Linked DNA regions of Mus musculus: all the other regions are linked to region 7. A link is a loop called in an ENCODE intact Hi-C map of the cell type or tissue named here. Cell type or tissue: heart. All regions are shown on one strand. Region 1 holds the start of Trib2 (tribbles pseudokinase 2). Region 2 has its middle 63 kb from the start of Gm40287. Region 3 has its middle 70 kb from the start of Gm40287. Region 4 overlaps Gm36235 (a long non-coding RNA gene). Region 5 has its middle 24 kb from the start of Mir6387. Region 6 has its middle 91 kb from the start of Gm48606. Region 7 overlaps Gm40287 (a long non-coding RNA gene).

Region 1 (4,000 bases), 110 kb before region 7:
ACTCTTACCAGGATGCATTAGGTAAAGTCAAGAGGCTTAAGCTGTGGTCTGAACTTTCCCCAGGTCTGTTCAAGCCAATGGTCCAGAACCTTCCCAGGAAGTTAAGAATAAGCAAGGGTCAAAGTGCAGCCTTCCGTTGAACCCGGTATTGAATGTGTTCTTGGCCTAAATACTGAGATGCCGGGGCTGGAGAAGCCTGACTCCTTGGCTAGGAGCCAACATCCTTTGCTGGAAGTGTGGGTGCAAAGGTGTGTGTTCCTGAGCTCTCCCCAAAGACCTTGTCCTGAAGTCAAAAGACTCTGAAAGGATCCCCAATCCTATAACTGGTAAGTGGGGGAGGGGTGGTGACACTAACTACAAGCTCACAATGGACTTCTGTTGAAATGATAAGCAACCGGAGAGAAAGAATAAAACTAATTCTAGAGACTGTGGGCTGCAAGAATCCTTCATTTTTTTTAAAACCCGCGGGGAACTGCTTGTTCAGGTTAACATAGCAGCAGAGGGGTGCCCGGTACCCAGAAGATGCGAGGCTTTCTGCGGAAAATCCCGGGGAAGAGGATCTAAGTCTCAAAGTTGACCTGAGCCTGCCGGTGTTGCGTGGCGACGGTGGCAGATACACAGTCCAGCATCCCTGTCGCTGCAGCGCGAACAGCAGGCCAGGGGAGCCCAGAGCCCTTGGACTGCGGAAGGATATAAAGCACTGTTTACCTCGCGCCTGGCCGAGCCATCCGGGGGCGAGGCTGGCGCCCCCAGTGGGGGCACTGCAGGAGTGGCGGCAGCAGCCCTGGCCGCCGGCGGGCGCAGGGGAGCCGCGCGCGCACTGGCAGCGGCGCCGCTGATTGATGGGCTCCGGGCTCAATGACAGGGGCCGGGGCGTGGGTAGGGCGGGGCCGGCGAAGAGGGCGGGGGCTCTGTGGAAATGTGTCGGTGACATTGAATGGGGAGACCGAGCGCGAGCAAGCGAGGCGCGCGCGCACACATACGCGCACACACAGCCGGGCTCGCTCCGAGATCCCCGGCCACGTAAGTAACTATTAATACCGCCTCGCCCGGGGATGCGGGCGTGCTTGAGCGCCGGGATTGGCCTAGGGCGCCGTGGCCATCCCCTTTAATTTTTAAATACACGGTCCTCTCCTACTTCTGGGTGGCAAGAAAAAAAAAATAATAAGAAAAGAAGACAAGCCGTCGATTTTTATTTTTCCTGCAGAGCAAACCCCGCCGTGCAATTTGGTCGCAAGGCATCGGGAGACAAGAGTGGTTTGCAAATTGTTTCAAGGCTCAAGACCCAGTTGTGCAGCGGAAAAGGAACGCCGCGGGTTGACGGAGTCCGGGGAGCATCTGCTGGCAGCTCCTGCAGGACCCCCGGAAAGCTCCTGCTGCTGGTACCCCCCAGGTCACCGCCCGCACTTCTTGCTTCATCGGAGGAGGATCTGGGACGTGAGCAGCGACAGCAAGAGCTAGTGCTGACCGCGCGGGCTCTGCCTTGGGCTTTGTCGCGGTACCTGTGCCTGCCCTACTCCGCGCACTCCCTACTCAGCTTTTGCAATCTTTTGTTGCCACTGCTGACCGCCCCAAGTTAAAAGCGCCTTTGCAATTTTTTTTTTCTGTCTTTTTTTTTTTTTCTTGAGAGAGACAGCTCTGCGATTTTTTGGAAAAGCCTCAGACGCCATCTACAGTTAAGACTTAGGTAACTGCCCTCTCTAGCACCCCCCTTACACGCCCCCCACCCTTTCCACCAAAAAGAGGGGGGTGCAGCGCGGATTCTGGCTGCCGCGCGGCGTGAGCCGGTAGACCCGAGCTTATTTCCTTTTTCTTTTTGTTTGGTTTCTAACGCGTGGAGGGCGAGCCGGCGCCGCGCGCTCCCTGAAGACTGCACAAACTCCACGCAGGGCTTCTCCGCCCGGTCTGCGGATCCTCAGCTGGGGATCGCTCAGAAGCCCGGCGCTGCAGCTCCTCACCCCAGAGGCACGCTCACTCGTCCAGATCCACGCTGCGAACAGAGACCCACTGAGTCCAGCGTGCGGTTCTGCACCGCGCTGGCAGCTTCTGGGTAACAAAAGGACCCGAGTTGTCCGCAGAGCGAGCACCCCCGGGAGCGGGGCTCGCAGCCGGGGACCAGCCCTGCAGCGCCCATCTGGGGGCTAGTTCTTAACTCTTCCTCCACGGAGCCCCAGACGGGTCCCCTCCCTTCTTGATCCTTTTAAGTCGGTAGCACCGAGGCGCCTGCACCGGCGCGGCTCATCCATCTCTCCAGAGGGGTTTTTTGGTTTGTTTGTTTGTTTTGTCGTGTGCGATCCTCACACTCATGAACATACACAGGTCTACCCCTATCACAATAGCGAGATATGGGAGATCGCGGAACAAAACCCAGGATTTCGAAGAGCTGTCGTCTATAAGGTCCGCTGAGCCCAGCCAGAGTTTCAGCCCGAACCTTGGCTCTCCGAGCCCGCCCGAGACTCCGAACTTGTCGCATTGCGTTTCTTGCATCGGGAAATACTTACTGTTGGAGCCTCTGGAGGGAGACCACGTTTTCCGCGCTGTGCATCTGCACAGCGGAGAGGAGCTGGTTTGCAAGGTAACCAGCCCAGCTTTGCTTTTGCGTTTTGTTTTTTTGCTTAAAAAAAATTAAAATTTTTTTTTTAAAAAATTAAAAAAAAATCATCCTGGGTCTTTTGCCAGGGGCCGGGGACGGTGCGGGAGGTCGGAAAGCTCTCAAGTCCAGGGGCGAAAGACTCCCGGGATCATTATGCGTGGCCTCGTTAAGAGGGTTTATTTGTGTGTCTGTCCACGTTCGACTAGTTGCGAAGTTTTCAGACCGTTTCAGACAATGAGGCGGGCTGCAGCGGGGGCGTTTTGGGGAGATCCGGGAAGGGAGGGCGGCGAATCTGAACTGGGGCACGGACACGCGTGCCCCTTAGGAGGCTCGTAGAGCTCGGGTGCACCGGGCTGATTCCCCTTGCCTGGGCATTTCTCTCTCTGAGTCGATTCCCCTCCCCTCGCTGCAAGGACTAGGGAATCCCCGGTTGGTTTTCAAACGCTGCTCCTCTGGTTTCTTTTGTAGCCATTGTTCTTAGCAGCCTGCAGGTGTTAAACCTTTGTTCCAAAGGTGGCCTTTTAAAAGAGACACAAAAAGTGTCCCCTCTGGCTGAGACCAAGGCTCTAGCCGGGGAAAAGAGGAGTTTTAAAGCTCTTTCTTCGGCTTGAAGCCTGGAAAGGAAGGTTGGGGTGGAAATTCGCCCCTTGCGCACCTTTGGGTGAACAACGAATCCTTTGGTTCTTTTTGTCTAGGTTTCTTCGCGTCTTCAGACTCCCTGACTGCACACCCCCATTGCTACTCCCCTGCACCCACAAGGCCACCTTTGCCTGTTTAGAGACTGCCCTTTAGAGCCCCCTGGGCTAGTACTAAGAAGGACACTTCAATTTCCTTTTTGTCTTTGACCCTGAACAGTAACTGGTTTGTGTCTCTATGTGTCAGTGTGTCTTTGTGTGTGCTAACCGAGTACCAGACAAGAGGACCAAGGAAGGATAATAACAAAGTATTTGACTACAGTCAGTTTCCTACTGCAGTGGAGAACAGGACTTCCCCAGATGTAGATCAAGAATACATTACCACTTAAATTTAGGTTCTTCTTATTTATTTATTTATTTATTTATTTATTTATTTATTGAGGTGGAAGTGCGACTGTGCTGCCTTTAAAATGGGTAATGTGCACAGCTGTGCTACAAATACTGTATTACACTTTTCCTCAATTAATCACTGGCTGCTTTGTGAAATCACCTTCTTTCGTGCTGACTTGGAGCGCTTCCTTGCAAAAACCGGGTGGGTGAAGATCTCAGAAGGCAGTTCTGAGATTATTTATTTCCGATTTTTAGAGGAAACCAGAGACTCTTTAAATGCTGCTGTTTGCATGTACTAAGTGTTGGGGGTTTTTGCATCTTCTCCAAGTTACTGTAATCAAGAGCAACTATGCCCAGCTAAAGCATTAAATTTAGTAGGCAA
Region 2 (4,000 bases), 160 kb after region 7:
TTTAAAACAAACAAGAGAGTTGAGAATGGAGAGCAAAGAAAGCCCAAGTGTGCTGGGATGCTGGTGAGGTAGCAAAGACCATTTTCCTACGATTCTTTTTTCAGGTGGGGGTAGAGTAGGAGCTGTCCAGAGTTCTGTGTTGACCAGGATGATAGCTGTTGTCAGAGAAATTTGTGTCTTCCCAGTAAACACCTAAGTCCACAGATCTAAAATCTTCTCAAGGATTAACAGCATTTACAAGCTCATTTCCCATGGTTTTGCAGAGGTTAAAGAGATCACGGCCAAGCAGCTTCCAAGCATGGAAAAAGGAGGTAATCAAATTGGCTCATATCCCAGGAAATGGTGAGGTCTATTTACTGAACAATATGAGTTGGCAGAAAGGAGCAGTTTTATATCCACACTTGTGTGTGTGTGTGTGTGTGTGTGTGTGTGTGTGTGTGTGTGTTTGTGTGTTGTGTTGGGGAATCCAGATATTCCATGGAAACAGAAGCTTAATTGGTTTTCCTGAGAAACTTCCTTGGTCAGTGATCCCTTCTACTCAGGGAAGCTTAGTTCCTGGTCTCTTTCACGTTACATGGTAGAAGCCCATGGTGCTTACTCCCTCATGGTGTGCTTTCACATTGCCATCCTTGGGGACAATTTTTAGAAACTCAGGACAGTCTCCTTAAATGTGCCAAGAAGCAGCACAAAGATATGCACAATGTGGGTGGCAATGGTCCAAGGGCCTTCAGTAGAGTGTAGCCAACAAGGTTTTGATAAGTGGCCAGTTATCTGACCTTGATGAACATCAGCTGCCTTGTCTCTACATGATTCTGGCTTTTGGTAATATCAGCAAGATGACTACCATCTTTGTGAGTCTTTAAATATTGTGCAAGTGCTCAGTGAGTATTCATATTAACAAACAAAAACTTTTCTCATCACATATCAATTGATATTCAAGTGCAAACTATTTATGAACATATTTTGGATATAATCATCATATACACACTCTGAATTCATTCCATATTGAACAGGTTCTGTACAAAGTGAGACTCCATAAGGGAAAATCTATGTGTTCTATATAGTCAATGACTTGTTTCCCTCTATGCCTCATCCTCTCTTAGACTGACTGAAAGTAAACCAGTGACTCTTGCTATGAAATATGTGATATGACATGACACTCTCAGAAGAATCATTTCACCAGGACTTGCACATGCTAGTGAAGAATGAAGCTGTACATTGGCTATGGTCTGATGAATAGTTCTTGCCCATATGGCAAGTTTCTCTATTCTCTCTATACCAGGGGTTCTTAACCTTCCTAATGCTGTGAACCTGTAATAGAGTTCCTCATGTTGTAGTGCCCCACAACCATTTTCACTGATACTTCATAATCTTGCTGGTACTATGACTTGTAAATGTTTTTGGGAGTAGAGGTTTACCAAGGGGGTCCATTAGGCTACACAGTTCTGAGATGACAATACAACATTGGAGAAGAATCCTAAGAGTCACTCTTTGCAACCAACACAGTGATCTATGGAATTATAGTAAGGCATTGGGAGATTTTCAATAACTAGTGAGAAAAATATAGTCCATTTAACAAAACTGCATACTTACTAGCAAGAAATTCCAGTAAGAGGGAGATGGCAAACTGACTTAGGAAGGCTATGTGAACCTGTGTTTAGCGTTGTCAGTGAATGCTCTTTTAGATAGTCACTTTTGACAACTTGGGTCTTGAGGACTGCTTGTTATGAGAGAAGAATGACACTTCAGGACCATTCTATGGAGAGCTAGGTCAGATGAAAGTCCACGAATATGGCCTGTGAATATGCTGTGTCACTGGGGGTACTTCAATGCTCAGAGTTTGTGAGTTGGAAGGGAAATGGCACCTTGGTGGTGGCTATGATTTGGTGATTGATGGCTTATAAGCAAAGGAATCAAGTGATTGGATTAGTGTCTTATAAATTGTATTTTAGTAATATTACTAGGAAAATCAGTACATGGGGAATGTGTAGAAAGAGGAAGCAAGTACAATCGTGACTTCTTACCCACCTCAGCTCTGGAAATCATGCCCAAGCCAAAACATCTTTAAAGTGGAAATGGTCAGGTCAAGGCCATGGACAAAACACTCGGCTCATGTTATTCAATAGCTGCTTGGAAATTCAGAGCATGAGTCACATTCATTACTGGAAGGACTTTCCACAGTGATGTTTAGGAACATTTATACATAATTTGTTTAGGAGTTCAAAGGGTGCAATAGTTGGAAGAATGGCTGCCATCCACAAATTTGTCCTAATGGGTGAATTTCAGCATCTTGGAAATGTTATAAGTCGAGAATGAATCACTAGAGTTAACTGATCATTTGCTGGACCAATCTGGTATGCTGTTGACAGGCAGATGCAGCCAGTGGTGCCTGGTTTCTGTGAATATGTGGGTTTGCTATCTTGCTACTTCTCAAGTATCATTTTGGGTTCTGATATCTTTTGAATGAATAAATGAGTGAACTGGATCAAGTGAAAGGTACATTACTACAATCTGTTAAAGAAAAGCCAACCCCTGTGCCAAGACCGGAAGAAAAGTCTCCCAGGGAATGAGCCAAAGTCACCATCTTTGCTTGGGAAAATGTGGCCAATAATTATATCTGAACTGTGAAATAGAAGGTTTTTTTGTTGTTGTTGTTTTTGGTTTTTTTTTTTGGTTTTTGTTTGTTTGTTTGTTTGTTTTTGTTTTCTGCCTCATGTTGGCAGAGAGGTTTCGACCACATGTGTTGTATATTGGTTAGTGGTAGACACTAGTTAATCTTGCTTTTATTTTCTTGCACTGATCACAAGGATTTTTATTTCACTCTACTAGAAAGTTATGAGAGGGGCACCATTGTCCTCAGAGATACTAATGTGAATTTGGGACAGATGATAACAAAAACCTGATCTTTGAGCAGGAGAGATGTAGACAGTGAGTGCATTGAAGCTGTAGCGCTGGTATATGATTGATTGATTGATTGATTGATTGATTGATTTTACCTTCAGGTGATGGGGTTGGATGTTAGGTGGCCTAGTGAACTTCCAAGACTTCAACATGGTGACTTAGCAAAACATTTCATAGGATTAAAGGTTATGTCCCATGGTAGGAGGCTGTGGCATGTATAAGGTTTGAGAGCCATTGTTTCTGGTGGGAGAAACCAGCTGACCTTAGTAAGTCCAGCATCATGCCTGAATTATTTTATGCTTGAGTCTGCATAGAACTGCTTATGTTTGTTTTCACACATAAAACTGCCATACTTATCTGTTTGATTTTGATTTAAAAACTCCATTCTCTTGATTTCTGACAAAAACATGAAATATAAAAGGGACAACAATTTTAAAAATCTGTCCAACTAAATGTGCCATCCAATCAACTTTCCTTCCTGCCAGCATTTTCCCTACCAGGGGACTGTACTAATATGGACAGTTTTGCCAATCAACAATTTGGTGTTTTCTATGTGATCCAGTTATGTAGTTGAATAAAAAATGTCCTCACATTTACTGCTTCTTAGGGAGACAGAAGTCTATGTTGACTCTTCAAGCTGCAGTTCTTTTCTTTAAGAACACGAGTAATTTCATTTTGATTCCATTACTGTGAAGAAATGCAGGGATGTGTTAGGTTCTTTCAGTTGTAGAATATTCAATGTGGACTCAGAAAAACCTCTTATCTATAAAAAGGTCAGAAATCAATTTTTCTCTGTTGAGTTAAGATGACTGGAGATTAAGACAATTGGTTGTCAAGTACAAAGGTAAACTTTTCCATCATGCAAATTTGGAGAACAACTTGGAGAAATAGCTTTTTAATATAATGGTCAGTCGTGTGGATCTCTCCAGAACAACCCCTCCTCCCTCCTGCTCTGTTGACTCCTGTTGGATTTTGAGTTGATCATCCAAGGATACCCATTGATGATCCTAGGTATCATATTTGCCAAAAGTGTTAAAACAGATGGGGAAATAACAAATCAAAACAAAAAACAATCCCAAACAAAGAAAAAAATCCAAAC
Region 3 (4,000 bases), 170 kb after region 7:
AGTCTGAGATGGAAATCACTCAAATATTAATCAATCCTTAGCAGTTTTCACATGACATTCTCCCTTCTACCAAGTCCCGCGATTCAACCAGGCATCTGCACATCACATTTCTCTGTGGCATCTGGAAAACTATGAACGGCTGGAGCAATGGCTTAGCAGTTGCTAGCACTGACAGCTCTTCCTAGAGGACCCTAGTGGGTTCAGTTCCCAGCATCAGCATGGCAGCTCACAGCTGTTTGTTGCTCCAGTTCCAGGGGACTTGATACCCTCACACAGACATACATGAAGGCAAACTAGAAATACGATTAAAAAAAAAACAAAGAAAAGAAACACAATGAATTAGTTGATGAGATTTAGTATATAGTGCCAACATATAAAATTTTTCTTTCTTGGCTATGTAATGAATGAGTGGATGAATGAATCCATCATAAATGTATAGTGATGGTTTGAGCGAGAAAGGTCCTCCACAGGTTCATGTGTGTGAGCACTCATTTTTCCAGCTGGTGGTACTGTTTGGGAAGGCTATGGACCCCTTATAAGGTAGAGCATTGCTGGAGTAATGTATGTGTGTGTGTGTGTGTGTGTGTGTGTGTGTGTGTGTGTGTGTGTTTGCTATGATGTTTTGAATTTTGTATTATTCTGATTCCTGTGAGTATAATGAACAAAACTAAAATTAGGTAACTCATATTTTTTAAAAAGAGTGTTTGGGGTCATAATCATATACGTGCAAAGTTGAAGTCCCATATCCGGTGATGGCCTACTTACCATATGGGGTTTGACAAAAAGCCTGGAGCTGATGCTCTGTGTCCTCTGGTCAGTCTCCCTCTCTCTTCTTATAAGGACAGCACAGTGCATTAATGAAGACTCTACTTTGGTGACAGAGCAAAATGGACCCCCACCCCCACCCCTGGTAATCATGCTAGGCCCGAGTGTCCATAATACTTCACAGTGGTGAAACAATTTCAGCTCAGGGAATCAGCGGGGAACACACTACACTCATGTCCAACCAGTGAGCAGTTAATGCTCTTGTCTGGACTGCCTTTCCTGCACACGCCCTTTATATCTGTGGGTTCCTTCCTCCCCAGTCTGGTCCCTCTCCCCTGCTTCATTCCATCTGTGTCAGTTCTCACTTTTCTGACTTGTTCCTTCCACTGGCATATGCGTGCAGAGATGTGAGAAGGGAAGAATGTGGGGGGTTGTGGACCCCTTGTCTGCCACAGAGCACTTCACACAGCCTTGCCTGAGTAAGACTTCACAGTCTCTGTGCTTTAGCACGTCATTAAAAAATAATTCAGTGCTGAGAGAGTGTTTTCTTGACACATTTGACGCACGGCAACCCACAGCTTAGAGGGACACGGAAGCTTCCCAAGTCAGTATTAGTTCCACGCCCCTTTTTTAGTTTAATCCTTTTTTAAAAAATTGTGCACATGAGTGCTGTATTTGCATCATTTGCATTCCTCCTTCCCCTCTAACTCCTCTCATATCCTCAAATTCATGACCTATTCTTCTTTACTTATAATCAGTAACACACACACATCCAACTGACATTTTAAAAAAATTCATTTTGGATTTAAAATTTAGAATGAATGGCCCTTTAAACAGAAAATCTTGGCTTTTTTGATCAAATAATTAGCCTTTGATTAGACTAGGAGACCAAAGACAACTTATTCTTAAAAGCATCATACCTCCCTGGAGAGCCTGTGAAGGCATTTTACTTCTCTGAGCTTCAGAGGACATAGTGGGGACTGCACACTCAAGCTACTTTGGAGAAACCCACGGAACGAAGGTTCTAGAACCGCAGGGCTTTGCCATTAGCGCCATTGCTGCTACTAACTGCTCGGACTATCATTACCAGGCAAACTTTTCTCTCCAAACTCAGTATCTCTCTGTTTTATGCTGTGGGGAGGAGATGGATAATGATAAGTAGAGGAATTCTCAATCCCCTTCCAGCAGAGAAATGCTAGATTTCAAATCAAGAAAACAGAGCCAAGTCATATTCAATAACCCATTTATATGATGATTATGATTATTATTTTGGCTTGAGAAACAGAAATTTGTTTCATCCTGTGGGACTCAGCTTTCAATCGAGCAGGTGTGGTGATAGATAAGTCCAGACCTCCGTCAAGGTGAGCTTAAGTGAACAGAATCTAGATCCTATACAAACCGCAAACCAATGTGCTTGCAGGCAAACACACCTCTTTCTGAGAGGCAGCCTCTGGATTGCCTTGTAGTGTGGCTCTGGCGCCCCCTCGTGATCTCTTTCGCAATTTTCCTGCAACTTCAAGAACATTGGTCATTGGTTCTTTTTTTTTTTTTTAATATTTTTATTAGGTATTTTCCTCATTTACATTTCCAATGCAACATCCTTAATCATCAGGGAAATGCAAATCAAAACAACCCTGAGATTCCACCTCACACCAGTCAGAATGGCTAAGATGAAAAATTCAGGTGACAGCAGATGCTGGCGAGGACGTTGAGAAAGAGGAACACTCCTCCGTTGTTGGTGGGAGTGCAGGCTTGTACAACCACTCTGGAAATCAGTCTGGCGGTTCCTCAGAATATTGGACATAGTACTACCGGAGGATCCCGTAATACCTCTCCTGGGCATATATATATCCAGAAGAACATTGGTTCTTGGAGGAATAAAATGCTTTTTAGGTAAAGTCTTGCCTGATGATTGCATGGAATCTGAGAGGTTCACGGATGGGATTAAAGATGTATCCAAGGAAAAGATGAAGAAAGTGACTGTTCTTTTGTTGCAGTAGGCAGAAAGGCAGGGATTACAAGAGACATTTACATTCAAAAGTAACATTCACAATACAGCCAACTATAAACTGAGATGTTTCCTGATTGGTTGATACAGTATATTCACTTAAGTATCGTTTGTTATTTTAATTCACACTAGTAGAAGCTGACTGCTGCTTTAGGAAGTATCTTGTGTTAGTGACTTTGTGTAGATGGGAAAGAGAACCTTGGCTTTTCCCTCTGTGTGTACCTGTAGTGGGGAGTGAAGAAGGGCAGGGGTGGAAGCAGGTAGGTGGTAACGCCATGTGGGGGGCATGGCAGACAGTGGATGGTAGAGAAGAGCAGATTAACTGGGCCAAGAAACATTAGGCATAGTGGAAAAATCAGAAGAGAATGAAGAAGTGACAGTTTTGGTGATCAAAGATGAAGAGATTTCCGTTGGGGTTGAAGGAATTAGGGCACAAACTGTGTGAACCTGTAGACGTCCCACATGAGTCTGGCAGAGGGTGTTTGTGTTAGAACTGTCACAACAGCCTTAAGTGTGACAAAAGGGTAGGACCTAATACCAGCTGAAGTGGGCTGAGACCTTGGACATTTTGTGAGGTAGAGTCCGTGCAGTTCTTTAGAACAGAAACTATGTTTGCGGGGCTGGAAGATGGCTCAGCAGTGAAGAGCTGTTGCTGTGTTAAGCTTGCTTTGCAAGCTTCAGGATGAAAGAGCCAGGTATGCAGTAGTGGCCTGCTGCTCCAGCTCCGTGAACACAAAGGAAGACCAATGGGACTCGCTGGCTGCCAGCCTAGTGGGCAAACACAAGCTTCATGTTTAACAAGAGACTCTGCCTCAAAGAAACAAAGAGAACAGAGACAGAAGACCACACCTACTGCCTTCTGCTAACCTCGGCAGCATGTGTTGGCATGTATGTGCATGCGCAAACGCACACACTCACACAGAATTACAGTTTTTGCAAGCAAGAAAACTACTTTTGCACGAATCTGAGCCCCTTGAATTTAACTCTAAACCTCTGGAATCTTCAATGGGGAAGCATGTTTGTCACACCATGCTGACATCATCAGCATCTGACTACTCCCTCTGCTCTAAGTTCCCGATGGGAGATAGCTCAGTACTGTTGCAGTGGGAACTTGCTGTCTTTGTCCACAATAAGCCAGAGGGACTGAACTCTGATATTTCTCAAAGTTGTGCACTTAGGTTGAATAATGCTTGTGAGCTTGTTTCAGAGTTTAATCAATGTAATGAG
Region 4 (4,000 bases), 310 kb before region 7:
GCGATTTGAGGTGGCACTGGGCCCACCTTACTCACTCAGGCCAGTATCTGGTAGGGTGCTGGAGCCAGACTGCTGATCACCCTCAAACCAAGTGCTCGCCTTCCTAAATGTCACAAGGGAGCCAGCATATCACACTGTGCCTTGGAGGGTGGGGATCCCCTCTCCTTCTCCATCCTACACCATCAAACAAGTGTTTAGACAGGCTGGGCCTCCTTTATACAAACAGGGCCTGCTCACAGCAGGTGAGTCGCTGTATTTGTCACCACCCCCTGCAGTTCTGTTCTTTCCCCCCCTTTTTTTAAAATGCAGTCACCGCAATAAATTAAACTTTCATGGCTCCATTTCCTTCTTTCCTATTGCGGAACCCTGACATATTTCCTGAAGGAAATACTTTTGGGATCATAATTGAAACACAATCATTCATAATGGAAGCAGGGAGGAGGAGGGTAATAGAGTTAGCTCTCCTTTCTCAGGGCAGACATGTTAATTACATTTTCTATTTCCGCTCATTACCTCGGAGCAGGTCTCTGCGGGCTGCCCTGTTTCTCCGATTCCTCCTTAGCTGAAGACATCTGGAGAAGGCACAGCTAAAGCCATGAGCTCCTTGGTAAAGGTCCACCTTCATTCAGCCATGGCTTGGTTTCTTTGTGGGGATCAAAGGGTCCAGCACCAGCTCTGTTGTCTTCTTCCCGGCTGGCTCTACTGAGCTTGCAGCTTCCTGAACCTATACAGCCTCCGGAGCCAAGACTCCGTTCAGAACCCTTCCGTCTGAACATGCAGGGGGCTGTGCCCACTGACCTCCCAGGCCTCTTGTGTGGGCTGAGGAAGCCTCAGCCCTTGGACATGTTCCCAACGGCCCTCTTGCCTCCAGGATTAGGGATGCTAAAACAGAACTCTCCAGAAGGCTTTGGGGACATCTTCCAGAGCACCAAGGAAAGAAAGCTAGAGCTTTGCAGGGGTGAAGAGCGAGTTCCCAGGCCTCCATTTGCATCCACAGAGGTGTCAGCATACTCAAGTGAGCTGCCTTAACACAGAAACCCTGCCCCTAGTATATCTTTCTATCTTTGTGGCTTTGCCCATGTGTATGTGGAGGCCGGAGGGTGACATTAAATATCCTCAATTGCTCTCTAGCTTACTTTTTAAAAAAGTTCATTTTATTTCATTTTATTTTATTTTATTTATGTGTATGAGTGCTTTGCCAGCATGTTTGTATATGCTGCGTGTGTGTGCCTGTTGTCCCCAGAAGACAGAAGAGGGCATCGCATTCGTTGGGAAGAGAGTCATGGGTGTTGGTTAGTTACTATGTGGGTGCTGAGAAACTGAACCCCAGGTCCTCTCCGAGAGCAACAAGTGCTCCTAAATGCTAAGCAACTAAGCTACTTTTTGAAACAGGCCCTTTCACTGAACTTGAAACACATCAGTTCAGTTGGGCTAGCCGGGCAATGGGTTTCAGGGCTCCACCTGCTCTTCTTTCCCAGAACTGATATTACAAAAGTGTCTCTGAGCCTGGCTTTCTATGTTGGTGCTGGCGTCCAAACTCATTCTCTCATGCCAGCAGGACAAGCATCTCTCCAGCCTGTATTCTCCTTTTTTCTCTCCATGACATTCGCTCTGCATTTCGGTTTCTCTTCTGGTCATGCAAGGAAGGTGGGAGCCCTATAAACTTGACGCACAACGATAAGCTTGACGCAGGACGGCTGACCAACCTGCTTTCACCCCAATGTGATTTCTGACTTTACCTAGCTTGTCCAAAGACTGACGCTTCCATCTATCTCCTCATTCTTAGGCTAACTTCATAAAGTGGCAACAGGAGCTCTTGTAACAGTTAACACTAACGCGCTTTCCTCAGTGTGGGGGATAAAGAATCTCTCTTCCTTTTTCTCTTGCTGCATAGGGAAAGAGCCACACTCATCTTTATTCCCACACAGTGAGCTTGCCTTAGGCGATTCCGGTTGGGGAGGAGTGTCTCCTTTCGGTGAAATCTGAGCAAGCTGGGTGGGAAGGAGAGGGCACAGGGCATGAACTGGGGATGCAAGTGGGTTGTAATGGCAGGCTTTGCGACTTTCTCCCTGCACATAGTAAATTAATTCAGTCATTAAAGCTGAGTTTTGGAAACAAAGCTAAGTTAGGAAGGAGAAAGCCATGGCATACCAGGGTCCTCCTGCCTGTGTGCACTCCTGTGAGAACCACCGTAGCCAAGTCCTGGCTTCATCAGGAGACACGGAGAAATGTCCAAATGCCAATCTACAGCTCCAGAGACATCTGCGGCAGAGCCTTCTCGCCAGTGTCCTGGTGAGGAAACTGAATAGTGCAAGCTGGAGAAAGTCAAACAGGCCTCCAAGAGGCAATTCTTGGGGCTTTCTGGCTCCCTTCCTGCAATCTGCTAGGTCTTCCCTAAGTGTGGCAGCTGCTTCCACTGTCTGCAGCCTTTGCTGTCAGTGATTCATCAGCAGACAACTTGCTAATTTTTTGTCTGGAACCTCTTGAAGTATAATAAGCAGGGTTATTTAAAATAATAATAATAATGATAATAACAATACAAAGGCCAGGTAGAAGGCTCATGGACTGCTCAGACCAATCTGAGTGCTTCTTTTCTCTCCATATGGAGGAAAGATTCTTCATACCCCAGATAATATGTTAAATTAGTAGAAATCATTCTTTTTAGCAATTATTGTCTAGAGCTGAGTAAGATGTGGATATTAATTGATGCAGCTTTTCTTTCATATACTATTTTTGCATTGTGGATACATTCTTGCAAATAATGAGGCAATTTTGCCTGGTTGAAAGAGCCTTTTTAAAAAGCACAATTTAAGGATTTAAAGGATGATTTCATGTGAGGACTTGGGCAAGGAGAAACACAAGGCACATGAAGACAGTGTTCTTTTGTTGGCTGTTTGGGTAGCGGGTGCACGTTTGAGGTCCTGTGTTGTTATGCAGGAAAGGGTGGGAACTCTCCTCCACCCTTCCCCTTCCTGCCCCACACTAGCTGAACAGGCATGAGAAGGTCAGGGCTACTCATTCCAAAAGCTAGCAGAGACCAGGGTTTGCAAATCAGTGCTGCCCAGCAGGCCTGGTGTGACTACAAGCTTGGCTTAAGCCAGCTACACAGTCAAAACTATACCAAAAAGAGGCAGAAGGAGATGACGTAGTAACATGTTAATTGGCAGAGGTAAACAGCTCAGTCTCTGAAAGCAAAATTCAGAAGAGGAGAGCATAGCTCTCTGGTAGAGAATTTGCCTAGCAGGTATCCTGGGGCTGAAATGTAGCAGTTAATAATTAATATAACTGTATGCTTGTGTGAATTACTTCCCAGGAAAGCTGATACAATGGGATTAGCCACCCAACCCCCCCTCAGCACTTCCTTCAGAAGTGACCACCTCAAGCCTGCTCAGAGACTGAGTGTCAGAGGCAGGTGGGAGGTGGGGGCTTAAGTACACACTTTTGTACACACTTCCTACTATACTCTCTTTGGGGTGGGGGATGGGCTGTAACATCTCAGGATCTCAGCACAGTTAAGGATAGGAAAGAAGAGCATTTGATAATAGTTATCTCTGAGGGACAGTCTGTCTAGATGGCTTCTCAGGAGGTCTAGAAATGTCCTGCACAAACTTGTGACTTGTTTGTGAAGTCTTCCTTGGGGAAGAGCCCCTGTACATTAAACCTTAAATGCACTTAAGATAGGAAGCTCTGTGAAGGTCTTTCCTGCTGGCGAGATCAGTAGATAACTACCCACGAATGAAAAATCTCGAGAAACATGTTACAGGAAGTATGTGGATAAAGAAATGCCATGCAAACTTGCAAAGGAGATCTAAAATCGAAATTAGAAGATGGAGAGGCGCAAAAGCAATCAGAGGCTTGGTGGCTGGTGGAAGGCTTCAGAGTGTAAGACCCAGAGGCTGAAAAGAGGAAGGAACTAGCCAGCTCAAAGCCACAAGTCAGAATGAAGCCACCAGAGCAGATGTTAGACCCTGGTTTTCTGGTGTGAAAGACAGGTGTCACA
Region 5 (4,000 bases), 72 kb before region 7:
ACCCTCTGTGAGCACTAGTCTTCGTTGTCAACTTGACTACATCTGGAATCAACTAAAACTAAACACCTGGGTATGCTTGACGAGGATTTCCTTTCTTTTTTCTTTTATTCTTTTCTCATGTATTACCTCCCAAATTCAGTTTCCCCTTCCTCCCAGACCCTACCCTGACCTCCCTACCCCCCAGATCACATATCCATGCCTCATACCTCCCTCTAGTCCCCCCAAAAAGCAGACCTCCCAGGGATATCCACTGAACATGGCCTAACAAGATACAATATAAGGGCATAAACCCATATAGCAAGGCTGGACAAGGCAAACCAGTTGGAAGAAAAGGGTCCCAAGCATAGGCAAAAGAGCTAGAGATCCCTTAAACTACCCACCTACCATCTTCCACTCTCATTCTTGTTGAGAATCTCACAAGAACACCAAGCTACACAGACATAATGTATATGCAGAGGACCTAACTCAGACCCATACATTGTTTGTTTCTTCAGTCTCTGTGAGCCCCTATGAGACCTGCTTAGCTGGTTTTGTGTGCTGTGTTCTCATAGTGTCCTTTAGCCCTCTGACTCATGAAAAGTTTTTTCAGTTGGGTCATGTAAGGTGAGAAGACTCATCCTAAAGCTGGGTCACACCTTCAGGCAGCATCCTACATAAAAGAAATGGAAGAATGAAGCTTTTTATTTTTTATTTATTTTTTTGCCTACTTGCCCTCATTCTTGATGGCAAGTTCATATATCCTGTCACTGTGACACTCCTTTACTGGTGTTAAAACCTAATTCTTTGGGGATTCCAATGTAGATCCAAGACCTGAAGTTCCTTACAGCTTCTCTGGAACTCTAGACAAGATTTGGGTTACTGAGACATACTGTCTCATGGACTGAACAACTACTACATCCTTGGCCCTCCCATTAGGAGACAGCCATTATTAGACTACTAAAACCATTACTTGCAAGCCAGTGTCATAAATTCCGTGTGTGTGTGTGTGTGTGTGTGTGTGTGTGTGTGTGTGTGTGTATGTGTGTGTATGGGTATTTATTATATCAGTTCTATACCTGTAGAGCCTAACAAATTTTCTTTATTCCTGGCACTACTGAGAGGTCTGATTTTCTTTCTACAAATGGTTCTCCCACATTTACAAATATTTGAATCAAAGTGTTACTAGATTGTCTCTTAAAGCTTCCAGTGGTTGAAATTTTAGCAATGAAGCCACTAATGTTTTGGGAACTGTGTCCTACTTCTTTCCTGGTACATGTCTCAATTGCTATTTGAGTGGTTAGTGATTCTCTTTACCTATTTGTCTTGGGTCATCTTCCTGGCCTTCCTGTGTCTATAGGAATCACATGGATGGAAAATGTCTTGGGAAGAAATACCAGTGAAAGGAAGATCAAAGAAGCATAGTCATTGATTTAGGATGAACAAGTGTGTGTTAACCCAAAGCAGAGCTCCGCAGCACACACCGACTATTAAGATATCAGTAGTTCTACTCTCAGTCAATGTATAGACTATTCTGAGAACACTACAACCTCAGATATACTGAGACAAACTTGAAAGAGATGACTGCTAGGGGCTGTCAAAGAATCGCTTTCATAGTATTCTTTCTTGAAGGACAAACTGAGCCATGCCTTCCTGATTTCAGCTCCTTGTTCCACACCACCCGTGAAATGTGTCTAAGTAGATCATGCTTAGAGAATTGCAAATTCTATCCCATAGGAATAGTTTTCCCTCTGAAACAGTCTACTCAGTTCTGTCAGGATGGTGTGGGCAGTAGCCCTGCTCTGAGCTAGATGGGAACACAAAGTTTAAGGTATTTTAGCTTCAATAGGATTCCAATGTCTGATCATTTCCCATTTTAAAAGTAAATAAATTAAGGTTTCAAGGGGAAGTACACATCCTTCCTAGAACAACCCAGCCCACAGGAAGGAGTAACAATGGCTTCCACCCTTGAGATCACTCTTCCCCTCCTGGGAAGGAAGTGTGAGATTTGTTGGCCTGGACAGAATCTGAGAACATTGATGTTCTGTCTACTCTGGATGCACAAGCAGAGACTGTGTGCCTCACAAGATGATAAGAGCAGCCTGGGGAACACTAAATGTTCATCTTGGGAGGGGCACAGGAGGAAAAGAAGGGGACCCACCCAGTACCCTTTCTTTTGGCTTTGGTTATAAATATTGGTGTTCTCTATTATCTTCTGCAGGTATGACTCCTATTTTCATGGTGCCCTGGGCAGAAGAACCAAGAAGAGGAGGAGATATACCATACTGCAGGAGGCCAACCTTTCTCTGATAGCTTTTACTAAGCATCATGTTAGTAGGACTTTTGTTGCTGTGGTAGAACACATGAATCATTTAAGGGAAGGAGAATTTATTTAGACTCATGTTTTAAAGCAGTCAGTTTCAGAGGACTAGTCTATGACTCACTCTCTTATTATTTGACTTTGCGGATGCTGCTGGCACATCATGGCAGAAGGGCATGGGAGAGGGTAGCTACTCTCTCCAGGATAGCTGGAAAATGGAGAAGGAGAGAAAGGGTTTTGGTATATGATATATCCTTCAAAGATGTGCTTCAAGTGACTAACTCCCTCCAGCTAGGCACCATCTCTGAAAGTTTCCATGACCTCTCAATAAAGCCATCTGTTACTAAATCCATCAATGGATGAATACATTGAGTAGGTCAGCCCTCACTTCTCATTGATCACATCTGCCAACTTCAGACCAAGGCTTTAACGCATGAGTCTTGGGGAAGAGATGAGTACTTGATGACTAAGGCAACTTAAGGAAGGAAGAGATTGATTTTTTTTTTGGCTGATGGATCAAGGGTATAGTTTACCATAGTGGAAAAATTATGGTGGCGTCAGGAGCTTGAGGTAGCTGGTCAGAGTACATCTACTATCAAAAAGTAGAGGGAGATACATGCTAGTACTTAAGCTTGCTTTTGCCTTTTTATTCACTTCAGGACTCCACATCCTGGAATGGTCTACCCACATTGAAGGTGAGTCTTTTACTTCCATTAGTCTCATTTAGGAACCCCTCACAAATATGCTAAAACACTTGTTTCCACAGTGTTTTCTGAATTCCAGTGAGCTGACACTCAAGACTAACCATACATAGGAATGATCCTCTCTCAGGAAAATGCAGAGTTAGGGCTAAGTGCCTGGTCATTGAATTGTTAACTAACTGATGACTCTATAGAACCAGAGTTGGGAAAGAAAAAAATTATAATATGTAGTACAGAAAAAAAAAACCACTTAGCTTATGAATTATGGGCCTCTATTTCAATATTTTTCACCTAGCAAAGGTTTAGAGTTTACCTAGTTGGTGTGACTACTTGTATTAATGGAGACATTGAATATCAAGGGAGTTAAGATACATAGTGATACTTCTTCTATCAGCAACCTTCAGTGTAGCTCTGGGGCCACTTATTCCAGAAAGTCATGCTTGAATTCTTGTCTTTTTTTCAGAAATTCACATGTGTATAGCCATAGTCATGTATCATCAAATGCATACCGAGTAAATGCCAGAGGACCGAGAGATACCGTAAGGGGCCCAGCAAAAAAGCATGCATAACATTGTTATTCTGAGCATGAGGATATGGTAAGAATCCCAAGACAGAGGAAGGGTGGAAGAAGCACAAATCATACAGAAGAAAAGCAAGGGGCTATGGGTGAGCTGGAGAAGGCATGCTTTCTAAAAATGTCTCCTGACTCACTTTCTTCCTCATAGTAGACTGTGGTTTTTAATATATTAAGTCCAGCTGACAGCCAGGGTGGCATACAAAGCTATAAATACTGTACTACAACCATGATCTAATTGAATGCTTAAGCTCTTTGAGCCCGTTGTTATGGCTTGAGGTCCCATAGGCTCATGTTTGGACCTCTCTGGCTTATGGCACTACTTGAAGGAGATGTGGAGGTTAAGTGGTTGGGTGTGGCTGGTGGTTCTGTCTGTGCTGTCTGCTTCTCAGCCCTCTGCCTTATGAGGAGTCTTTGCCAAGTGCTTCC
Region 6 (4,000 bases), 440 kb before region 7:
TTCTCTCCTTCCATCAGTACAAGTTCTTCTTGTTGAGCTCTGGTCACTAGGCTCAGTAGCAATTCTATTTCCTTCATTTACCCTAGATCAGAATTTTTTCCACTTCTACATGTACAGTGGGGAATTTTTAAAATGTCAGTGTCTATGTTCTAATTCAAAAAATGGTAAGGACCTTCACCACTGAAGTTAAGATTTTCTAGAGAACAGAAAAAAATTCTCTCACTCTGTCTCTGTCTCTCTTTCTCTGTCTCCTCTCTGTCTTTCTGTCTGTCTCTGTCTGTCTCTCTGTCTCTCTGTCTCTCTCTCTGTCTCTCTCTGTCTCTGTCTCTGTCTCTCTGTCTCTGTCTCTCTGTCTCTGTCTCTGTCTCTCTCTCTCTCTCTCTCTCTCTCTCTCTGTTTCCTTGCCTGGTCACCAATAGGGTCTGTCCTTCTAAGGTGTCTTCTCTGCCTCAAGTCATGACAAACCATCTGAAGGTAGACATTCTATTCCAGTATCCCAAGGTTTCCCATTGTGGACCCATCAGAGGTAAGTTGCCTTTCCTTTCTACCCCAGCCCTGTTCCACACACAGGCATCTTGTGATGATCTAACTCACTCTATGCAAAGTGTACGGTAACTTGTGTTTGTCTGCTTGATCCAGTTTGTTCTCCCAATCTAAATGATAACTTTTGGGAATACATTATTTTAAAACACCTCTTCAAATTATTTCTACTACAGTGTCTGATATATGGTGAAAGGTAATTCATTACTTCAGCAAATGTTCCTTGATCATAATTTATATTTTATGCAAATTAATCAATGCTGTTGATAGACAGGACACAGCTTGTGTCCTGAGATTATTAAGTTTTCACTTAAGAGCTTGTCACTCAACTTTATTACACAGAAGAAGACATCCATTGTGCTCTGGGATCAATGGAGGTAGCATCAGGTGCTTGTAATCTCAGTGCTAGGGAGGCTGAGGAAGAAGCAATGTGAGTTTGAAGCCAACCTGGGTCACATTGTCTTAACAAAACAAAACAAAACAAAACAAAACAAAAGAGAACTGGAAAGATGGCTCAGTGGTGAAGAGCTTGCACTGATTGTGTGTAGGATGATAGTTTAATTTGAACAATCACATGTTCAGCTTACAACACCCTTACAACTTACAACTCCAGTTCTTAGGGCATCTGGTGCCTCTGGACTCTTTGAGTATACACACACATGCATATACTCAAACATAGACATATAAGCACAGGTGCATGTGTATGTACATACACCAACACAGATAATGAAAAATAAAAATAAAACATAAAAACACAGTGAAAGAATGTTTTAGCAAATAGATGGCTATGGGGATCATGGAGAAAGGAATTGAGTTTAAGTTCAGTGCTGTATTTAATATGGTCTCTTTACAGGCTGTGTTGAAATGCTGGGAGACATTAGGAGACAGTAGGATGCCCTCTGTGCCGACGACTGCGCTGGAAGCCCATCTGGACTGTGAACAGTCTGTTTCAGGGTGGCTTCCTCTTATTTTGTTTCAGAACTGAAGCCTAGTGCCCAGCAGATGCTGGGTGATTACTGAATGAGAAAATATGTTTGCAAGAAATTCAACTCCTGTTGTAAAATTGCCCAGACTTTTGTTCTGCAAAGGCTTTTTGTCAAATTTATTTAGAAATTAAAAGCCCTTAGGGCCCTCAGACGTGAGAGACAGAGTATAATCCAGAGATGCAGAGTCCTCTATGGCAGCCCTGGAGAGTTCCTTCCAAAGGTTTCCTTGCACCTAGCCACTGCTCAGCGTATGTCCTGATGCTTTTGCCTAGGCCTCTGAGCTGGGGGCTTCCCTCCCCAGATCCCCAGCTTTCCTCTCCAAGCCAGCCCAGAACCCTTGCTCTATAGTTCCCTGTGTCCTTCAATGGGTTTCCTCCCTTAAGGGACCCCTGTAGGGAGGGCAATAATCAGAAGAGTTCCTGCCCGGTCAGCTCAGTGAGATGACGCAGGAAGGCTTGCAGAGTGTCACACTGGAAGGAGCTTTAAGGACACAGGTTTCAACCCTGCCATTTGAAAGGAAGGCAAATGAAACCCTGGAGGAAAGGGCTATTTTAAGATAGTGCAGTGATTTAGAATCCAGGCCTCCTGTTTCCCAGCTAATGTCTTCTTCATATTCCATAGGCATTCTTCCAAGATTAATATCAAGGCATGTTGTTAAGCCATTTTGCTAAGTATCTTAGCTGGGTTGTTCCACCACCAGCTCATTTAGAGCCATAACGTCTTTAAAATCCCAGCAAAAGGAATCTCAGTTCCCAGAATGCACTGCAGACTTCACGGTGAACCCGTCTGTCTTATTCCTTCAGGACTTATCATTAATTCTCTCATCATCTCCAGTTTTATTGTTCTCTTCCTCCTCAGGCACAAAGGAACTCAAGCATTGAATTGCTTCATCATCCTGGATACTAAAAGTTTGATTTCAGAAGTTCTTAAAGTGAGTCCATATCCAACTTCTGGCAGCATCTGCTGCAGGCATGCTTGGGGGCCATTCATTCCCTCCTCTATCCTTTCCCAGCTCCATCCACAGCATCATTTAATTAAGCCTCACTGAGCGGAATTCAGGCTACATGCTTTATGTGTTATGATGTCATTTACTCCTGACAGTAATTTAGTACACTCAATAATATCGTACCCATTTTCTGAGTGAAAAAAAAAAACTGAGGCTGAACAAAGGTGAAACCCCTGGCCAACCATGGAGCAAAGAAATGATGGAGTCCAGATGTGAGCAGAGGTTGTGTCCTGATTACAGGACCTCAGGCCACCTTTTCACTTAGATTGGATGGGAGTTCTACTTGACCATAAAATTTGGTGAAACGATCATCTTGCCCCATCCCCTCCCACCCCAAGCAATATTGTGTGGTGACATGCTGTCTGCTAGCATTATGCCTTTAGTGACATCTTAGGACAGCTTCTGCATCCTATGCATAACTCAGGCACTAGCACCAGCAGTTAAAATGCTTCTTTTCCAATAAAGATTATGGGGACTGGCAAGCAAATTGTTTCTTCCTTCCAAATTCAAGACACAAAGGTAAGCTGACTCTGGGCTAAGGCAGGGCCTTCCTCCTCTCCATATGTCTGACCAGGAATATTAGCATCATTGAGCAGAATTCTGGCTGTGGCTCTGTAGTCATGAAGGAGCAGACAGCTGTGGGGTCAGAGGAGCAGGAGAGGGGTGGCTCGAATGCAAGGAGGTAGGAGCACCATGCCTGGAGACGGAGCCTGGAACAGTGACATGTGACCCCCATATGAGTCAGCTCCTGCTCAGGTAATGAGAATCCAATGAGACGTAAACTCATTGCAGAAAACACGCGGGACAAATTCATCATTGATGTGGCTATTTTGGGAGATGAAAGAGAGCTTGAAAAGAAGAGGGACACGTTAAAAGTATTCCAGCTGAGTGGGCCTGATAGGAAACGAACATTTCCCTTCATGACTCAACAGTGAGAATCAAAAGCATCCCTATCTTTTAAGTCCCAAGCCCAGCAGGGCCAGGTGCTGGGTGTAGATGTTGCCAGCCCTTTGCTCCCTGGATATGAAGATTGTGATCTGGGTCTGTGGCAATTTGCAGCTTTATTTCACTGTTACTAAGAGGAAGCAGGTTCCATGTGCAGCCTCTGGAGCTGACAGTGGTGATTCCCCTGAGGGCCCCCCTGAACATCCCAGTACGTGCTCTGTGAAGACAGGCATGGCTGTTAGATACTGCGCTTCTCCAACAGTGAGTGCACATGTCCTTTCCCTGTCACTTGCAGAGGACTCTGAATAGAGTAGTAACCAGCTGAGGAGGAGATGGGGCACAGGAGAGGATCTACTGACTTTGATGAGATGTGTCAGGTATGGATGTTCCTGGATGCTCTACTCACTTGTAGTTCCTCATTGGAACCCTCAGCTGGTCTATCTGCAAAGCATCTATCCACCCCTACCCACCAAGTAGAAAAGATGCCCCCACTCCTGATTCCTTCTGTTGTGGTTTCTACCTT
Region 7 (4,000 bases):
CAATCAAAAAAGGAGCCCTAAGAGCCATTCTAGTTACTTCATAGTTTCTGAGTTTATTTAGTCTTCAGTTCTTGTCTTCTTTTTTCTGATGCAGTTTCTCTACCACTTGAGTTTCTTAGCTTGTATGTACAATATAGTGTTATCCACCAGATGATTCGGCCTTTAAAAAGAAGACATGTCAGCTGAGGGCACAACAGAATGTGACCTTATTTGGAAGTTGGGCTGATGCAGGTATAATTAAAGCATATGATGTCACTCTGGACTGGGGAGGATTCTTCATTTAATGTGACTGGTGTCCTTATTAAAAAAAAAAAAAGGAGCCACATGGGGATAGAGTGCCAAGGGACAAATGTGCAGACAGGGTGGCAGGCAATGTGGATGCCAAAATGTCTAGAAAACCAACAGAAGAATCAAGGAAATCTTCCCTAGAGGAGTTCAGAGAGACAACAGCCTCAAAGCCATTGTGATTTCATACTCTAACCTCCAGGGTGGATGTATGTATTTCATTGTTTCTGGCCATACAGTTTGCAATGTGAAGTTAGAGTGGTTCTAAGACACAGTGCAATGGCAGAAATGCTCTTTTCTAAGGCTGGAGCTGAAGGATAAGAACAGAACAAAACAGCAAATGTAAAGTTAGGCAGGGTTTAAAATGTGCCCTATTTGATTTGTGAAAGATACATCTTCAAGTGTCATATCTCGGTGCAGGTATACACTTTGTATACATCTGGACAAACATCAGGATGCCTTGACAGTTGTCAAAGGTCCACAGTCTGAACTACCAAGAGATAAGGAGTCTGAGTCCCAAGAGTGAGGGGATGGTCTGTACCAGGAGATTATGTTTAAGAACTCTGGCTATGAGGCGCACACAGTAATGGCACATTACTTGGGCAGGCACATTCAGACATGAAATAGGCAGAAAGGGAGAATGATTGAACTTAGTGATGACATAGCCTACTGGGTCAAGAAAGGCACCCAGAAAGAAGATATGTACAATACTGATGGATGCAGGGACTTGAAGAGACAGGGATGGGGATGAAGAACTCCATAGATGTGGAAGTCATGCAAGTAAAAGCATGGGGGGAGAAACAGAATGGTACACAAGGTCCAGTGAAGAAACTCAGCTGGTAAGAAGAATGGGCCAACACACCAACTCTTTGGGGGAGAATCAGGAGACAAAAATTAAGATCTTTATTCTCCCTCTGGCTTGACTGACTTTGGAAGTCTTAAAGTCTCTTTGTCTTTCTCCCCATCCTTCTGAGTCTTCTGTCCTCCCCTACTACCTTCCTCCCCTTCTCCTTTTCCTTCCTCTGTCCATTTCTTCATTCCCTCACCCTCTCTCTGTCCCTCCCTCCCTCTATCGTTGCCTCTTCTCTCTTCTTTACTTCCGATCTTTCCTTTCCCCTTCCCTCCCCTTCTTTTCACCTTCCTATTTTCATCTCCTTCTCTCTTTTTCCCTGTATTTCACTCTCATCCCGTTGTCTTCCCTCCCATCAATATTTAGCACAAATGCACTGATTGTCTGTGTCTCCAGCCCTTTGGTAAGCTAGAGATACAGAATTATTTCCCACAGTCTCTGCTTGGAAGGGGTGCTCATAGAACACTGCTGTGCTGGGGGCTGAGAGGGAAGGATTGGGAATACAAAGCCTGACCTATGCTTGACATATATCCAGGAAACATAAACAGCACGTATTGACAGGCAGACATGGTCCAAGGGTTTTTATACACATGATCTCATCATATTGCACTAACTGGTGGAGTGCTTATTATTTTGTCTAATGCACACATGAGACTTAGAAAAAGTAAAGAAACAGTTCCAGTCACACAGATAGTATGTGGCAGAACTCAATTTCTATGTTCCTAACCTTTTATTTGTGCTCTATATGCCAAGTAATTGAATCTGCACAGCCTCACACAGGGATAATGATGTGGTTAGCCGTGGTATTTTTTTCTGGGTGCTTTGTAGCCATTAAATTCTCACTCTGTCTCATATCTCTATATATCTGTCATATGCATTATGTATGTATGTATATATGTATGTATGTATAGATAGATAGATAGATAGATAGATAGATAGATAGATAGATGGTAGATATGCTTAAAACAAAGCCAATCCTCTCTGAAATTCCATCTTTTCCCAAAGGGAAGCATTTCTACCTAGAGACAAACACTTGTGACAGAGCAGGTCTTCCACGGTCCACAATCCTTGTCCCTGATTCAGCACATAGGGACTGAAAGACACACTGACTAAGAGCAATGGTGGCTAGCTGCAAACATACACTAACACACGCTAATCTCATCTCCTGCCTCTGCTGGACGCATCTCAGGAATGTGGGAGGCTAGCATGTCAGATAGGCAATTACTGGCCGGACGCAGCATTGCATAATGGGATGATGACTAGGGCTTCCTGCTTCAGCGAGAATGCAGCCAGCTTGCCAGAAAGGATTTATCTTCCCAAGAGAAACATGCCAACTTTAGGAGGATATGAAGTAACTGTTATTATGGGGAAAAAAAGACAAGCTTAATTTGAAAATACTCAAGGTCCCTTTCAGCTTGTGCTCTGTCTGCATGTTCTCCTCCTCCTCCTCTTGCTCCTCCTGCTCCTCCTCCTCCTCCCTGCCCCAGTTCTATCTTCTGGTTTTCTTCCTTGCATGTGACCAGGTCTCCGAGTCGAGTCCATCTTTATATTTCTGTGGCTTTGTTGCCATACTTGCCTTTTCTTTACCCTAGTTCAGTGTTGAAGAGAAGGGTCTTAATTCTCCACAAACAAAAATCCATGGTGCTGATAAAATTAAAAATGTGTCTGTGGTGTTGTTGTGTAGGAGGACCTCGCAGACTGAACATTAGTTAGAAGAGACTCAGTTACCTAATATACAACATCCTGGTAGGTCTTTCATGATAACTAAGCAATCTAACTGACCATAACCTTCCCTTGCTGGCAAATGTGTTCATAGTAGGTGCTCTGTAAGCCCCTTGGCTACCATAGGCTCCTATGAAACCTGGACTCACCTCCTCAGTGTGCCTGATTTGCTGCATGGAGGGAAAAAAATCCTTGCACAAAATTAGATAAAAGAGTAACATACAGAATTCTTATAGACATCCCTGGTTAATGACTTTTCCCCCACCTGGTAAGGATGTTAAAATACAGGATAATAAAGTCATTGGCTTAGAGGTTCCCAGCATCATTTAGAACCTCTGCCACTAAAAAGTCAATATTTCCAACTCTTCATTTTACTTTCTAATCATGCATCCTGCTCCCTTTCCTCCTGTTAAATCATTTTTATTACAACATATAAACATGGCAGCTAAGCAATTAAGGACATACATAACATAAATGGATATACAACATCCACACTTATAGAGAAAGCCTCAGTAGGTAATTATTATTGTCTAGAATTGCCATGTGTCATAAAGAATCTGTATTATTTACTACCCAGACTAGTGACCTGAGTTCAATTCTAGGAACCCTCATAATAGAAAGAGAGAACTCATCCCTGCAAGTTGTCCTCTGACCACAAGGGTGCCATGGTACACATACGCCCCACCAATCAATCAATTAATGTAATTAATTCACACACATACACACACACACACACACACACAAATGAATAAAATTGTAAAGACTTTTTTTTTTTTAAAAAAGAAGACAGAAAAATATATTAAATTAGAGTTCACTGTCTCATGAAAATCCTGCTTGGAATTTAAAGGGGTCAAAATGAATTTCATTCACACCTTTCAGAGTGGTTAAGCACTTGGGAACAAACAAGTGAGTTAAGTACTTTCTTACCTCTCACAGATTCTTGTGGTGTTTCATTGTTTGATTTTTAAGGATGAAGGTCAAGTTCAGAGAGGGAAGCACAAATTCCCCAAGGCCATTTTGAGCAAAGGAAGCAGGAAGTTGCAGGGAAAGCTGAACCCCATCCGCCTGACTCCAAATCCCTTCCCCTTTTACTTCCTTCAGTCTTCATCATGGATCACCAGGTCTTCCAGGTACAGAAGAAAG

What was found. Hi-C counts contacts between places; a loop is a spot of excess contacts. Peaks named below come from ENCODE experiments on the same cell type or tissue, not always from the same donor. Only the 100,000 strongest peaks of a DNase experiment are listed, where the experiment ranks them.
Region 1: it touches region 7 in a loop (8-fold over the local background); 8 of 42 quality-filtered maps call a loop at or near these places.
Region 2: it touches region 7 in a loop (2.5-fold over the local background); 5 of 42 quality-filtered maps call a loop at or near these places.
Region 3: a loop joins it to region 7, with 3 times the contacts of the local background. A loop is called at or near these places in 5 of 42 quality-filtered maps.
Region 4: it touches region 7 in a loop (2.6-fold over the local background); 7 of 42 quality-filtered maps call a loop at or near these places.
Region 5: a loop joins it to region 7, with 5 times the contacts of the local background. A loop is called at or near these places in 4 of 42 quality-filtered maps.
Region 6: a loop joins it to region 7, with 2.1 times the contacts of the local background. A loop is called at or near these places in 3 of 42 quality-filtered maps.

The regions. Positions count from the first base shown.
Region 1 is chr12:15,813,806-15,817,805 of GRCm38, reverse strand. Trib2 (tribbles pseudokinase 2) reads left to right here and starts at 1,021. Exons shown (of 3, transcript NM_144551.5): 1 at 1,021-2,575. The coding sequence starts at 2,306. Gm5432 (a long non-coding RNA gene) reads right to left here and starts at 869. Exons shown (of 3, transcript XR_001780551.2): 1 at 709-869. In heart, CTCF peaks have their summits at 748, 1,688 and 2,504; DNase peaks (open chromatin) are centred at 185, 875, 1,415, 1,825 and 3 weaker places; H3K4me3 peaks cover 4,000 bases; H3K27ac peaks cover 4,000 bases.
Region 2 is chr12:15,540,898-15,544,897 of GRCm38, reverse strand. No RefSeq gene overlaps it. Among named protein-coding and RNA genes, the nearest start is that of Gm40287, 63 kb to the left of the region's middle. In heart, no CTCF peak of the experiment used is centred here; no DNase peak of the experiment used is centred here.
Region 3 is chr12:15,534,227-15,538,226 of GRCm38, reverse strand. No RefSeq gene overlaps it. Among named protein-coding and RNA genes, the nearest start is that of Gm40287, 70 kb to the left of the region's middle. In heart, a CTCF peak has its summit at 2,247 (motif pointing left); a DNase peak (open chromatin) is centred at 2,226.
Region 4 is chr12:16,008,386-16,012,385 of GRCm38, reverse strand. All of the region lies in intron 1 of Gm36235 (a long non-coding RNA gene), which reads left to right. Among named protein-coding and RNA genes, the nearest start is that of Gm36235, 5.1 kb to the left of the region's middle. In heart, a CTCF peak has its summit at 2,308; DNase peaks (open chromatin) are centred at 2,995 and 3,365; H3K27ac peaks cover 1,722 bases.
Region 5 is chr12:15,775,230-15,779,229 of GRCm38, reverse strand. No RefSeq gene overlaps it. Among named protein-coding and RNA genes, the nearest start is that of Mir6387, 24 kb to the left of the region's middle. In heart, no CTCF peak of the experiment used is centred here; a DNase peak (open chromatin) is centred at 1,979.
Region 6 is chr12:16,138,891-16,142,890 of GRCm38, reverse strand. No RefSeq gene overlaps it. Among named protein-coding and RNA genes, the nearest start is that of Gm48606, 91 kb to the left of the region's middle. In heart, no CTCF peak of the experiment used is centred here; a DNase peak (open chromatin) is centred at 1,980.
Region 7 is chr12:15,703,064-15,707,063 of GRCm38, reverse strand. Gm40287 (a long non-coding RNA gene) reads right to left here. Exons shown (of 6, transcript XR_872503.1): 2 at 3,785-4,000. Among named protein-coding and RNA genes, the nearest start is that of Mir6387, 96 kb to the left of the region's middle. In heart, no CTCF peak of the experiment used is centred here; a DNase peak (open chromatin) is centred at 2,373.